Regions from separate parts of the Homo sapiens genome. Here region 2 is linked to region 1. A link is a contact called in ENCODE Hi-C or POLR2A ChIA-PET data. All regions are on one chromosome and are shown on one strand. The core of a region is the stretch at or near the end of the contact, and the rest is flanking DNA. Distances in the headings are between cores, read along the strand shown. Region 1 has its middle 77 kb from the start of ADRA1D. Region 2 has its middle 120 kb from the start of ADRA1D.

The links. Hi-C counts contacts between places; a loop is a spot of excess contacts on that map. ChIA-PET counts read pairs that join two places held with the same protein, here RNA polymerase II (POLR2A).
Region 2: a map of astrocyte of the cerebellum shows a loop between it and region 1 (3-fold over the local background). The contact joins two enhancer-like sites. A Hi-C loop is called at or near these places in 1 of 168 maps with a recorded cell type or tissue (astrocyte of the cerebellum). POLR2A ChIA-PET finds 5 or more read pairs at or near these places in 1 of 52 experiments (RWPE1).

The regions. Positions count from the first base shown.
Region 1 is chr20:4,324,299-4,327,343 of GRCh38, reverse strand. No RefSeq gene overlaps it. Among named protein-coding and RNA genes, the nearest start is that of ADRA1D, 77 kb to the right of the region's middle. RefSeq lists an enhancer at 76-1,275. Within about 2 kb of position 1,408, at least 4 of the 41 ENCODE cell types and tissues checked have a DNase peak (open chromatin) inside an H3K27ac peak, as active enhancers do.
Region 2 is chr20:4,368,369-4,371,413 of GRCh38, reverse strand. No RefSeq gene overlaps it. Among named protein-coding and RNA genes, the nearest start is that of ADRA1D, 120 kb to the right of the region's middle. Within about 2 kb of position 1,498, at least 2 of the 41 ENCODE cell types and tissues checked have a DNase peak (open chromatin) inside an H3K27ac peak, as active enhancers do.

The DNA of each region.
Region 1 (3,045 bases), core at 159-2,658:
ACTCAAGGTTCTCTCTCTCTGCCACTGACTGACGGTGAAGGATGCAAATGGCCTAACCCAAGATAATGTATGATCAGCAGTGTAGGGCAATGACAGAGCACTGGGCACGGCACTTGGAGGACACAGCAGAGCTCTATTCCCTCCCCTCCAATGGCCTGGTGGGCCACTGTACTGTTTGTAACAGTGGTAGATTGCAAAAAGGACCAAAAGTTGTTCCCCTCCTTGTATCAACACCCTTGCAAAGTCACTTTGCTGCTCTATCAAGAGGTAAAGTCTTCCTCCACCTGTTGAATCTGAGCTTAGCTGTGTGACTTGCTTGACTAACAGAACAGTAATAAATGTGATGCAAGAAGTGACATGAAAAGTGTTCATGCATTAGAATTTTCTTTCTTGCTGGTCTTGGGAAACCCACAGCTACCACTCTGTGAATAAGCCTAGGCTAGCCCTCTAGAGGATAAGAAATCATGTAGTTCAGCCACGCCCATCACACCAGACAACAGCCAGCCAATCACATCATGTGAGTGAGGCCATCAAATATTAGTGACAAATGAGTGACTGAAGACATAGGAATGTGCCCAGGTGAGAGTAGAATAAGAATTACTCAGCTAAGCCTGGTTAATTATCAACTCATAGAAATTATGAACTAAGTAAATAGTTGTTGTTTTAATCCACTAAGTTCTGGGGAAGTTTGTTATGTGGCCATAGCTAACTGCTACAGTGACAAAGTTGCACTATCAATTGGAAAAGCAGAGAAGCATAGGGGCAGAGTCCTTGGATTGAACTTTCCATTACTCATGTGGATGATTCACTAACCCCTCAACCCACTCCCCTCACACTTTAATTTCCTCATCTGTAAAATGGAGGCAGAGTAACTGACTTTCTCAGATTGTGTTGCCTGTTCTTATGTGACCTCAGGGCGTTGTCTGTCCTCAATCCTTCAGGTTTCCTGTCTTGCAGCAGAAACCCCCTTGCCCCTACCGCCACTTGATCCCATGGGACTCCAAGAGGATGTGTGATTTCATCACAGCCCAAGCACCCCGGCTCCATGGCCATTCTGGAGAAGGGGGGATCAGAGGAGCTTGGTATTTAGTGGGTGTGAGTGTGGGAACAGTTTACATAAATTTAGAAAAAGCAAAACACAAACTTCTCCCCTGGGAAAGAGTAAGAAGGCAACACTCAGCTCCACTTGAAAGAAAAGTTTTTGAAGCAGGAACGTTTATTTAGAGAATAACTAAGCCCCTGAATCAACAAATTGGGAGCCTTATCTCTGAGTGTGTGGGTCATTCCGACTCTCCCTGCTCTGCTGGCCACCCTTGGCCAGGCTGGACCTCAGGGCAGAGGCCTCGGGCCAAAGGTGGCGGAGGAGGCTGGAGAACAAGGCCCTAGGGACCGAGCTGTGGGTCCTGCATGTGCTGAGAGTCACGGGTGAAGAGGAGAGGTGCCAGGGAGAGGGATGCTGCTGCTGCCCCACTGGCTTTTATTTTTAAAACTCCTTATCATTTCTCTGGAGCTTATTTTTCAAAAACAAAAAGAAAAGAGAAGAAAATGCCTGGGGTTGAGTGATGAAGCAGGCCTAGGCTGTGAGCCACTTTCATCCTTCTTTGCCTCCTGGGACCTCTGCCCCCACACGTCATTGCTCTGTACAGGCAAAAGACAGCATATTTTCTACTCTAGTTTACAGATTTTTGGGGCCTGGCCAAATGCAGGTAGGAGTCGTTGAAGTAAACCTTATATTGTAGAAGTTAGATTAACTCAAATGGTAAACACAGGGTAATTACACCATTTTCTGAAGAATTTATTGTTTGACCAAGGGACCAGATATTCTCCCTCTTTAATGGGATGACAAGAGCACCACATTAGACACTGAAGATTTTACTAAGATGAATCTACTTTTTGGAGCCTATCTTGGGGACCCAAAGCAAGAGTGTCAGCTGGCAGCAGCACACAGGGACAACAGCTAAGAGGCACTAGGGGTCTATAAGACCCATCTCCAGGGAAAAGTTTAGTGGGCTCTGGCAAGAACCCTCTGTCTATAAATCCCTTCCCAACCTGCTTCCTAAACCACCCTCTGAGAGACTTGCCATCCTACTTACAGGGAAAGACCTCTGTCTTATTTAGGCTCCACCAAAAGCAAACCCCAAGACAAGGATTTTAGAGCAAGTTATTTATTGAAAGTTATTCTGGTAAATACTGATAGGGAAGTGGGGAAGTGAAACGGGGAATAGAAGAGAAAGTAGTCAACACAGTGTGCTAACCAGAAAGTTATTGCTATTGGGCAACTGGAGCCCAAATACACTGGGGAACTCTGAGGATAATGTAGAACATGACAGAGAGCTCTCCCACCCAAGCGGCTAGGAAGCTGGGGTATTTATACACCAACTTCCACTTGCCATTGTTGAGAATTACTCTGGTAGGGTGGGAGTTAATTCTCCAGTACTTCCAGCTGCAGGGGATGAATGTACCTCAGCTTCCAAAGAAAGCCCTTAGGCAGAAAGATTCAGGAGCTGGCAGCTAAAAGTTGTAGGGCCTGCATGTACCTCAATGGTATGACCCACGATCATGGACAGCGCACCAGCAGTGTCTGTCGCATCCCACTTCCTTAGAGAATTCAAGGGAGAAAGAGAGACAAGGATGGGAGAACATAAAGAGCCCAAAAGTGAGGTGGCTAAAGATGAGTGTTGGCCCCTTCCCAGTGTTCTTGTAATGCCTGTCCAAAGCTGAATCTATGGGACACAAAATCACTAAAAGATTTTTCTGTGCCATCAGCAGTAAGATATTAAAATATAAGTAAAGTATTCAAAGCCATAGACCAACCCCACCCACCCCACCTACTGAAGGGAGAGATTTATTTCAGAGAATTGTTACTGAACACCAGGGCTTCAGTCTAGGTCCCATTGTTTGCCACACAGAAAGCCAATCACTGAGACAATGCTATTGTCAGGAAAGAAGGGATTATTATATCACAGGTGATGTCAGACAGGAGCCAAACCTCAAATCCATCCCTCCTCCCTGACTCAACTTAAAGGTTTATACAGCCAGAAAGGA
Region 2 (3,045 bases), core at 249-2,748, 44 kb before region 1:
TCTTGGATATGTTAAACTGAAAGCCCATGTCCACTTGTGCAAGAATTAGAATAAGTGTTCTCTTTAGTCCATAGGAAATCCTTTCATGTTTTAGAGGGTTGGCCCTCCCCAAGCCCTCCCTGCCCCAGTTCCTAAATATGGGACACATTTTCTAGTTCTCTCTCCTTACTGTTTCCCTGTTTTGATTCCCCTTCTCAACCATGCGGCCCTAAAGGTGAACACCAAGGGCTCACAGAATCACAGAACATCAGAGCAATACAGGTCCAGCCAGTTGTTTTGCAGTCAAGAAACACACAAGCGTACTGGAATATCCAGCCCATGGTCCTAGGCCTATGGCAAGGCTGGCTCCTAGCTCCAGGCCCAACAGAAACCCAAATCCTGCCCTTCTGCAAGGGGCCCTGCCTGACTCATGCACTGCAAGGGAGTTGCCTACAGTCTGGTTCTGGATACCAGCTTTTCATAACAGGGCTCTGAAAGGCATTAAACTTCTAAAGGCCTCATTCTCCTGTTGACTCAATTGACCCTCCCAACACCAAACCTCCTAAGATATTTTCCATGTGAACTATTTTGCACAGTTGATTTCTGTAGCATATAATTACCTCCATTCAATTTTGTCCATTTGTCCAGCCTATCAAAATCATTTTAATTCCTCAATCTGCCATCCAGGCCGGGTGTGGTGGCTCACGCCTGTAATCCCAGCACTTTGAGAGGCCAAGGCGGACAGATCACCTGAGGTCAGGAGTTTGAGACCAGCCTGGCCAACACAGCAAAACCCTGTCTCTACTAAAATACAAAAATTAGCCAGGCATGGTGGTGCATGCCTGTAATCCCAGCTACTTGGGAGGCTGAGGCAGAAGAATCATTTGAACCCAGGAGGCAGAGGTTGCAGTGAGCTGAGATTGCACCATTGCACTCTAGCCTGGGTGACAGAGCAAGAGTCTGTTTCAAAAAAAAAAAAAATCTGCCATCCAGTGATACACTATGACTTTGGCTTCAGAAGAAGGGGAGAGAAATCGTAAGTGTCTACATTGCAGGAGCTGAATTATAAGAAATCTGGAAATGCCAATGAGTTTTCTCTCTCTGAAACAATGGTGGAAAGAGCTAAGAATGGACTCCATCTCTTTTGATCCAGCAAGCATATATTCTTTGAGGGAGCCCCTCTCCCTCTCCCAGATAGTTCCAGTGGGCTGCAAATCACAGAACTCTACTCTGAACAAAAGAGTTGGTTCTGCTCAGGCTAGATTGACTGCAGCCACCCTCCCAGGAACATGGAATTTGAACGTGGAATCTGACACACATGACAGAAAGTGGCTGGAACTGAATCATGCCTGGAGCTAACCCCAAGTTCCTGCTACTGAGACCCATCTGTCATGGGCTTGGCCACATCGTTTTTCCTCTGATTCTGCAACCTTCCCTATATGTTTTCAGGTTAAAATGGATTAAAAAGAATTTGTACTAGATCTGAAAAGCGGAAGTGACTCAGCATCCGTTATTTTCCGCAGTTCCTTTCGGGTAACAGCAGCAAGAGATACGTGCTGAACTGCCAGCAGGTTCAGGCTCATCTCTCTACTCTGCTTAGGTTAGGTTTCCCCTGACTGCCAGGTCTGTAGACCAACAGCAAGTCCACCTCCAGACAAAGTCACTGACTTTGTGACTAGTTAGTGGCAGTAATCCTCCTTAGACTTCTTCCCCAGCTCCTCTTCATGGTTCCCATCTAGCACTAGCTGTAACTGGCTCCCTGATGATCCTGTAAGCTTCAACGTGTCCACCCACATCAGTGCTTCAAGAGGCCTGGTTAATGACTTTTCTCTGAACCTCTTACTCCTCTTGCTGAACCTCTCTTCCTTAGCTCCTCCTACAACTTTGTGAGGTCAAATTCCTACTACATCTCTTATTCCATAATAATCATTACAACTTTCTCCCTTCATTGAACCCTAACTGACACACTACCCAATGTCTTCCCAACATATTTCTTTTTCTTGCTAACTTTTGTCACAATTGTTTTCTGTTGCTTGCAACCAGATAACCCTGGTTGAGGACTGTTAACACTATAATTCAGGTAACCATGGCTAACATGAGCCATAGTGGACTGGCCTGGGCTGGGCATGTTGCCAACAATGATTTAGTAGAGAAATGGATTCCAAGTTCTAGAGAACAAATAAGACTGTGGACTGCCTGTGTAAGCCCCAAGGAACCTGAGTATGGAGTTTATAATTAAAGTTCAGAAGCAGTATTTCTAATTCTTTCTCACAGTGTTTTAATTATGGTCTCATTGCACGGGAGAAGTGTAGAATGAAAAAGAACTGTAGGCGAAGGATTTGCTCCTGGGGAGGTAGAGAGGGTCTTTTGTGACATTCCTCCAGAAAGTTATTCCCTGCTTCTAAATGGTGTACTTTCCCACATAGTATAGTCTCTTAATAGTCAAGACTCAGTCAGGAACAATCTGCAGGTTCAATTGGACCCCAACAGAAGATTTCACTCAAGTAAAAGTCACACGCTCGCCCTTGAGGGAGAGAGGAAGGGTGTTCCTCAATTAGCAGCTCTGATCTGGATGGTTACACCTGGAATGACCATCAACAGGCGAGGACCAGCCCTTGGTGTAAGTGGAGTAGATGCCACAAATGCAATATTACTTAAGGGGCACCCACAAGACACCCCAATAACCTGCCAATACCCTGGAAATGCCTTCAAAAGACTCACTCATTCAGACTGAATGTTGGGATCATGATGTCAAGAGTATTTTTCCCAGGAGTTAGAATGATGCCATAGGAGCCACAGTCTGCTAGGAGTTACTTCATGCTAACCTGGTGAAAGAAAACCATTTTCCTTCACCATGGTAACATTTTTTCTCAAGGATGCCTCTCCTTCACTTTTGCACTACCTCTTCCAGAGGCTTTGATAGTTTAACAAAAAATGATGCTGCCTCCAAGGCCAAGCTCTTCTGACAGAGACTTCAGGCACTGAGAGCAGCCGAAGCGAGCATTTTAGTAGTACCCTTTGCTGGCTCCCATAGCTATTCCTGCAAAACTTATTTTCCTACAGGGC